Linked DNA regions of Homo sapiens: region 1 is linked to region 2. The links are chromatin contacts, found by Hi-C or POLR2A ChIA-PET in ENCODE. All regions are on one chromosome and are shown on one strand. Each heading gives the region's core, a stretch centred on a gene start or an enhancer-like site at or near the end of the contact. The rest is flanking DNA. Distances are from core to core; before and after follow the strand shown.

Region 1 (3,871 bases), core at 156-2,655, 520 kb before region 2:
CCTATTATGTTATTTTTTCAAAGGTGCTCTATTCAGTTAGCTAACACCACAGCAAGGATCCATCTAACTGTTTAGTTAAGGACAACCCAGAGCAGGGCCTGAGGCCACAGGACAGAGAAGTCAAGTTTTGATGGGGAAAGCCATTTGGGCCATCTTCCCGATAGGGCTGTCTGTGGTGCCATAGATACGGCAGGATGGCATCGGGCATCTGGAAAGGAGTGGGGAGGCCCTGGAAGCTGGCCTCGAGGGACACAAGAACAAACTTTGTGAACTTTCCCAAATGTGCCCAGGCAATCTCAGTCCCATGGTTACATTTTGACTCCCACAACGAATGCGAAGCCTTGGAGAATGAATGGGTTTTGTTTGGATTTTCTGAGAAGCATCTTAATTCAAGACCTTTTGCCTGAGTGAGTCAGAGGCAGGAAAGCCTCCAGTCCCACACCAGCTGGTACTTTTCCATTGCCTCCTCCTGGATTATATAACACAGCACATTTTTAGAAACTTGGTTCTAGTTGTAGACTTCTGAGCTAAAATTTCAGCTTCCCAGTCCTCACACTGTCACTTTTTCAAGAGAGGAGATATTCGTGGTTTTGAGCAATGGAGAGACGCTGGAGAATAATATACTCATTATATGGAAAAGGAATACAGAGTTCCATGCAGTCATCTCAAAATATTTCCCTCCCACACCTGTGTTTATATAGGGACATGATAAGAGACCCCGAAACTGACTGTTTCATCTTGTTGCACCTGGGAGAGTGCCTCTGCTGGGATACTTTGAGTGTACAGTCACATGTGGAGGTAGTGTATTAGCTAAATTCATACTAACATGTAATCGATTGATATAGCATCCAGAGAAGCATTCTGTGGCAAGGAAGTTTCATGGGGCCATCTTGAGAAAACTGAGCCCCTGAAATAAGCAGAGGCTGGAGCAAGAGGAGGGAAATGTGTCGACAGAGATGGAGGGAAGAGCTTGTGGTAAAAAGGAAACTGAGGTGTAGACCATTTCCACAACAGTCAAGTCCATGTTGCAAGATGACCGATTACAAGGACCAGATTCCAGGTCTCTCACTTCTCACCTCCCTTCTTAAAATACCCAGCCTCACCTTCCGTAAACCGTTTGTCCAAAACAGCTCCTTGTCCCAAGGACCAAGTTTGACCAAATCCTCTCCTATTTAAGTAGAAGCAGAAAAGCACCAGCCCGATGCCAACCTGTCTTCTTCAGCAGCATTTCGGGCAAATCCATTTGCACAGTGAGTGGCGTTTCTTGTTTTGATGTCTACTTAGCCCCCAAAGACACGAAAGCTTAGTCACAGCCCAAAACATGGGACCAAAGCCAAACAGGAATCGAAAGAATCAAAGACAAAGCAAAAGCATGCCAGCTGCAGCTGTTAAGTCTTCTCCGCCAGCCCCATGTCTGGTTTCCTTCCCTTTCATGCCCACAAACACTGACATTTGTGTACATGCCATTCCCGAGGGCCTTCAGATTTAAAACACACACACACCCATCATTTTCAGCTGCACTTCAGAGAAGTGTCTCATAAACTATGCAGAGAGCTACAGCTTAATTCTGGCTTAATATGTTTCTAGACACCTGATTTTTTTGCTGCAATGGCCATTGTATTGCCTTGTATAGCCTTTCTCCAGGTGAATGGGACATCCCTGTCCCACAATTTCTGTTGGAGTTGCATTTTAGATGAATGTCGACAGTAGACCCAGAGAAGTAAACTAGTGGAGGAGTGGAAAGGTCTTGATATAGAAGTCCTCAGATCCCTGCCCCTGTTTCCACAATGAAGGCAGCTATGTATTTAACACTTGTCCAGCATCTACTTGGGTAACATGGCTTTCCTTGGGGTGCCCTCTCTGCTTTATGGTTTACAGGACAATCACAGTTATCCACCTCCAAAGAATTGTCCATCAAGTCAGTCCATGGAGAGACATGGTGATATGGTTTGGCTGTGTCCCCACCCAAATCTCATCTTGAATTCCCACGTGTTGTGGGAGGGACCTGGTGGGAGGTAACTGAGTTATGGGGGCGGGTCTTTCCCGTGCTGTTCTTGTGATGGTGAATTAGTCTCATGAGATCTGATGGTTTTATAAAGAGGCATGTTCCTGCACAATCTCTCTCTGTTTGCCTGCCACCATCCATGTAAGATGTGACTTGCTCCTCCTTGCCTTCTGCCACGATTGTGAGGCCTCTCCAGCCATGTGGAACTATAAGTCCATTAAACCTCTTTTTTTTCCCCAGTCTCAGATATGGCTTTATCAGTAGCATGAAAACAGACTAATGCAGTAAATTGGTACCAGTAGAGTGGGGCACTGCTGAAAAGATACACAAAAATGTGGAACTGGGTAACAGGCAGAGGTTGGAACAGTTTGGAGGACTCAGAGGAAGACAGAAAAATGTGGGACAGTTTGGAACTTCCTAGAGACTTGCTGAATGGCTTTTACCAAAATGCTGATAATGATATGGACAGTGAAATCCAGGCTGAGGTGGTCTCAGATGGAGATGAGGAACTTGTTGGGAATTGGAACAAAGGTAACTCTTGTTACGTTTTAGCAAAGAGACTGACAGCATTTTGCCCCAGCCCTAGAGATTTGTGGAACTTTGAACTTGAGAGAGATGATTTAGGGTATCTGGTGGAAGATTTCTATTTCTAGGCAGCAAAGCATTCAAGAGGTGACTTGGATGCTGTTAAAGGCATTCAATTTTAAAAGGGAAACAGATCATTAAAGTTTGTAAAATTTTCAGGCTGACAATGTGATAGAAACAAAAATCCCATTCTCTGAGGAGAAATTAAAGCTGGCTGCAGAAATTTGCATTAGTAATGAAGATCTGAATGTTAATCACCAGGACAATGGGGAAAATGTCTCCAGGGCATGTCAGAGACCTTTGCGGCAGCCCCTCCCATCACAGGCCTGGAGGTTTAGGAGGAAAAAATGGTTTCGTGGGCTAGGCCCAGGGTCTCTCTGCTGTGCGCAGTCTAGGAACTTGGTGCCCTGAGTCCCAGCCACTCCACCCATAACTAAAAGGGGCCAAGGTACAGCTCAGGCTGTTGTTTCAGAGGGTGGAAGCCCCAAGCCTTGGCAGCTTCCACGTGGTGTTGAGCCTGCAGGTGCACAGAAGTCAAGAATTAAGTCGACTCTACCTAGATTTCAGAGGATGTATGGAAATGCCTGGATGCCCAAGCAGAAGTTTGCTGCAGGGGTGGGGCCCTCATTGAAAACCTCTGCTAGGGCAGTGCAGAAGGGAAATGTGGGGTCAGAGTCTCCACACAGAGTCCCTACTGGGGCACTGCCTAGTGGAGCTGTGAGAAGGCCACTGTCCTCCAGACCCCAGAATGGTAGATCCACCAACAGCTTGCACCATGTGCCTTGAAAAGCCACAGACACTCAACACCAGCACATGAAAGCAGCCAGGAGGGAGGCTGTACTCTGCAAAGCTATGGAGATGGAGCTGCCTAAGACCATGGAAGCCCACCTTTTGCATCAACATGACCTGGATGTGAGACATGGAGTCAAAGGAGATCATTTTAGAGTTTTAAGAATTGACTACCCCGCTGGGTTTCAGACTTGCATGGGGCCTGTAGCCCCTTTGTTTAGGCCAATTTCTCCCATTTTGAATGGCTGTATTTACCCAATGCCTGTACCTCCTTTGTATCTAGGAAGTTACTAACTTGCTTTTGATTTTACAGGCTCATATGCAGAAGGACTTGCCTTGTCTCAGATGAAATTTTCAACTGTGGACTTTTGAGTTAATGCTGACATGAGTTAAGGCTTTGGGGGACTGCTGGGAAGGCAAGATTGGTTTTGAAATGTGAGGACATGAAATTTGCAGGGGGCCAGTGGCAGAATGATATGGTTTGGCTGTGTC
Region 2 (3,713 bases), core at 101-2,600:
CTGTGCAGCATGTAGAGCCAGGCCCTGTAGCCAGCAGCCCTGAGTCCAGCTGTGGGACCTTGTGCTAGCTGCTTGCCCTCTCTGAGCTTCTGTTTCATCTGTAAACTGAGATGATAATAACTCTTTCTTCACAGAGTTGCTGGGAGCCTGAGCACCTTTCGTTTTTCGGCTCAGAGAAAGCCAAGTGCAACTTGCTTCAGTCATCCTGAACCTGAGTTCAACCAACCGCAGCCACCTACGTTTGACCCCAGCGAGATCAAAGTTGTATATCTGAGGTGTACCAGTGGTGAAGTCAGTGCCACATCTGCACTGGCCCCCAAGGTCAGCTCCCTGGGTCTGTCTCCAAAAATGGTTGCTGATGACATCACCAACCATTGACTGGAAGAGTCTGAGGATGATAGTGAAACTGACCAGCCACAGCAGACAGGCCCAGATTGAGGTGGTGCCTTCTGCCTCTGCCCTGATCGTCACAACCCTCAGGAACCACCGACAGAAAGAAAGAAACACAAAAACATGAAACACAGTGGTAGCACCACTTCTGATGAGATTGTCAACATTGCCTAACAGATGCAGCAGCAGTCTTTAGCCAGAGAACTCTCTGGAACCATTAAAGAATTCCTGGGGGCCGGTTGCGGTGGCTCATGCCTGTAATCCCAGCACTTTGGGAGGCCGAGGCGGGAGGATCATGAGGTCAGGAGATCGAGACCATCCTGGCTAACGTGGTGAAACCCCGTCTCTTACTAAAAATACAAAAAAATTAGCCAGGCATGGTGGTGGGCGCCTGTAGTCCCAGCTACTCAGGAGGCTGAGGCAGGAGAATGCTGTGAACCCTGGAGGCAGAGCTTGCAGTGAGCCGAATATGCGCCACTGCACTCCAGCCTGGGCAACAGAGCAAGACTCCGTCTCCAAAAAAAAAAAAAAAAAAAAAGAATTCCTGGGGCCTGCCCAGTCTGTGAGCTGCCATGTTGATAGTATCACAGATGATACCAACAGTGAAGCTGTGGAATGCCCAGCTAGTTAAAGAATGCAAAGGAAAATATTTTCACAAAGGGTTATCTGATAACCAAAAAAAAAAAAGACATTTCATCTAAGCCACTTAACACCGTGTCTGATGTGTAGTAAATAATAAATGTCAATGATTCTCAAAGAACCCAGGAATAGAAAAAGCATTTAATAAAAATTAGCTCTTGGCATAATCTCTTCATCCACACCCAGCAGAGTCGTCAGATGTCTTCCAGGTTCACAAGAATTAATTTCTCCGCCCCTGTTCCTGCTTTGCACTTTGTAGCAATTATCCCATGGTTCGCCTTATGTTAGAACTATTTATATAAGTGGTAGTCAAGGCCACTGAGTCATGCATCCCTGGAGGTCAGTTACTATTTCTTTTTATGAGTCAGAGTCACTCTGCCGCCCAGGCTGGAGTGCAGTGGTACGATCTCGGCTCACTGCAACCTCCGCCCCCTGGGTTCAAGTGATTTTTCTGCCTCAGCCTCCCAAGTAGCTGGGATTACAGGCTCCCACCACCGTGCGCGGCTAATTTTTGTATTTTTAGTAGAGACAGGGTTTCATCATGTTGGCCAGGCTGGTCTCAAACTCCTGACCTCAGGTGATCCAACCGTCTCAGCCTCCCAAAGTGCTGGGATTACAGGCGTGAGCCACCGCACCCCGCCTGGGTCAGTTACTGTATCTTACGCACCTTACAAACCCCAGAAGGCTGCACACAGCTCCTGCACATGGTATGCCTTCAAGGAATTACCCATGGATTTGAATAAGGTTATATATGATGTAACACTCATGCGCTTTATTTCATTTTTAATGAGTTTATATTCTAAAATATTTGCTTCTGGGGAAAAATAATTCAGACAGTACAAATAAAGATTATTCCAAATAGGATCATATAACACTCTTGCAACTTTAAACTGAGTGCATTGTTTCTCATTAGTTCTTTTTGTTTTGTTATTTTCATTTTCTCATTAGTTCTTAAAGATCTACCTCATTCTTTTTAACTTTGCATAATGTTGCATTCTTTCTGACATTCCATCTTTCAGATGTGCCACAATTTGTCTAAGCTGTTCCCTATTTCTGGACATTTTAGGACATTCTGGGGTTGTTTAAGTTATTATAAACAGCAGTGCCGGACACATCTTTGTGTCCTTATGGGAATGACTGGAAGATAAATTCCTAGAAGCGGATCAAAGGATCTGTCCATTTTTTTAGGTTGCCAACTGTATCAGCTACAGTTCAGTTAGCAGAGACTAGCGTTCATTGGAGCCAGCTTATGCAGAAGATTTGTTACGGGGTCCTGATGGTATGCAGAATTGTCAGGAAGGCTCGAGAACAAATCTCGTTGAACTTTCAGGGACGATATCAAGGGCTGTACTTCAGACCTAGGCCTCAAAAAGAAGTGCCTTTTCAATCAGGAAAATCTTTGCCAGTATAGGAAGCTGCTGCCTTCGCTTCCAACTCCAGAAGCTTGCTGTCTTCATCTGCTACAGTCGAGAGGCCAAATGATCAGAAAACACTCCACAGAAAATCACTTGCAGCCTTTGCCAGTGGAAGCAGAAATACGGCTTTCGCTTCTGCTTTCCGAAACTCAAGCAATTAGCAGAATCCAACTCACATCTCAAAATCTGGACCTAGGGGAGCCTGGGGCATGTAGCTGGTAACTTCCCTGTGTCTGCAGTGTGGGGCTCACATGCCCAGGAGGCTGGGATGGGTCTTGAGCACCACAGACATCGCTTTTGCCAAGATTCCTTCCCAGGCATACCCATCACCAAAGCTGTGTGGTATCGCACTTTTTTTTTTTTTTTGAGACGGCGTCTCACTCTCGCCCAGGCTGGAGTGCAGTGGCACAATCTCAGCTCACTGCAACCTCCATCACCTGGGTTCAAGCGATTCTCCTGCCTCAGCCTCCCAAGTAGCTAGGATTATAGGCGCACACCACCACTTCCAGCTAATTTTTGTATTTTAGTAGAGATGGGGTTTCACCATGTTGGCCAGGCTGGTCTCAAACTCCTGACCTCAGGTGATCCACCAGCCTCGGCCTCCCAAAGTGCTGGGATTACAGGCGTGAGCCACTGCGCCTGGCCACGGTATCACACTTTTAATGGCCACTAACATGATGTACTATCTCATGATTTTAATTTTGCATTTCTTTTTTTTTTTTTTTTTAAAGACAGGGTCCTGTTCTGTTGCCCAGACTGGAGTGCAGTGGTGTGACCATAGCTCACTGCAGCCTTGACCTCCTAGGCTCAAGCAACCTCGACCTCCTAGGCTCAAGCAATCCTCCCTTCTCAGCCTCCTGAGCAGCTGGGACCACAAGCACGCACCAGCTCGCCCAGCTAATTTTTAAAATTTATGTAGAGATTCCACTTTTATAGGGGGGTCTCACTGTGTTGGCCAGGCTGGTCTCGAACTCCTGGCCTTAAGCAGTCCTTTCACCTTGGCCTCCAAAAGTGTTGGGATTACAGGCATAAGCCACCACACCCGGCCTTGGCATTTCTCAATCAGATTGAAGATCTTTAGATTTGTTTTTTTGGCCATTATAGCCCTTTTTCCTATTTTTACCTGTATCAGTTAGCTGTTACTAAATGACAGACCACCCCAAAGCTCACTGGGTTGAAACAGGAGTCTGTAGGGCATCTGGGTGGCTTTGCTGCTCGCAACTGGGCTCACTCCTGCGTCCCGTCAGCCAGTGAGTTGCTGAGCTGGTA

Evidence for each region. A loop is a pair of places that touch in the nucleus more often than their neighbours do. ChIA-PET counts read pairs that join two places held with the same protein, here RNA polymerase II (POLR2A). Pooled maps may share reads with other maps.
Region 1: a pooled map shows a loop between it and region 2 (4-fold over the local background). The contact joins two enhancer-like sites. A Hi-C loop is called at or near these places in 1 of 50 pooled maps. POLR2A ChIA-PET finds 5 or more read pairs at or near these places in 2 of 52 experiments (AG04450 and activated naive CD4-positive, alpha-beta T cell).

The regions. Positions count from the first base shown.
Region 1 is chr10:6,379,765-6,383,635 of GRCh38, reverse strand. No RefSeq gene overlaps it. Among named protein-coding and RNA genes, the nearest start is that of LINC02656, 31 kb to the right of the region's middle. Within about 2 kb of position 1,405, at least 7 of the 41 ENCODE cell types and tissues checked have a DNase peak (open chromatin) inside an H3K27ac peak, as active enhancers do.
Region 2 is chr10:5,859,113-5,862,825 of GRCh38, reverse strand. ANKRD16 (ankyrin repeat domain 16) reads left to right here. Exons shown (of 8, transcript NM_019046.3): 8 at 135-1,210. It also overlaps the pseudogene RPL12P28. Among named protein-coding and RNA genes, the nearest start is that of TRV-TAC3-1, 7.2 kb to the right of the region's middle. RefSeq lists enhancers at 1-39, 340-389. Within about 2 kb of position 1,350, at least 4 of the 41 ENCODE cell types and tissues checked have a DNase peak (open chromatin) inside an H3K27ac peak, as active enhancers do.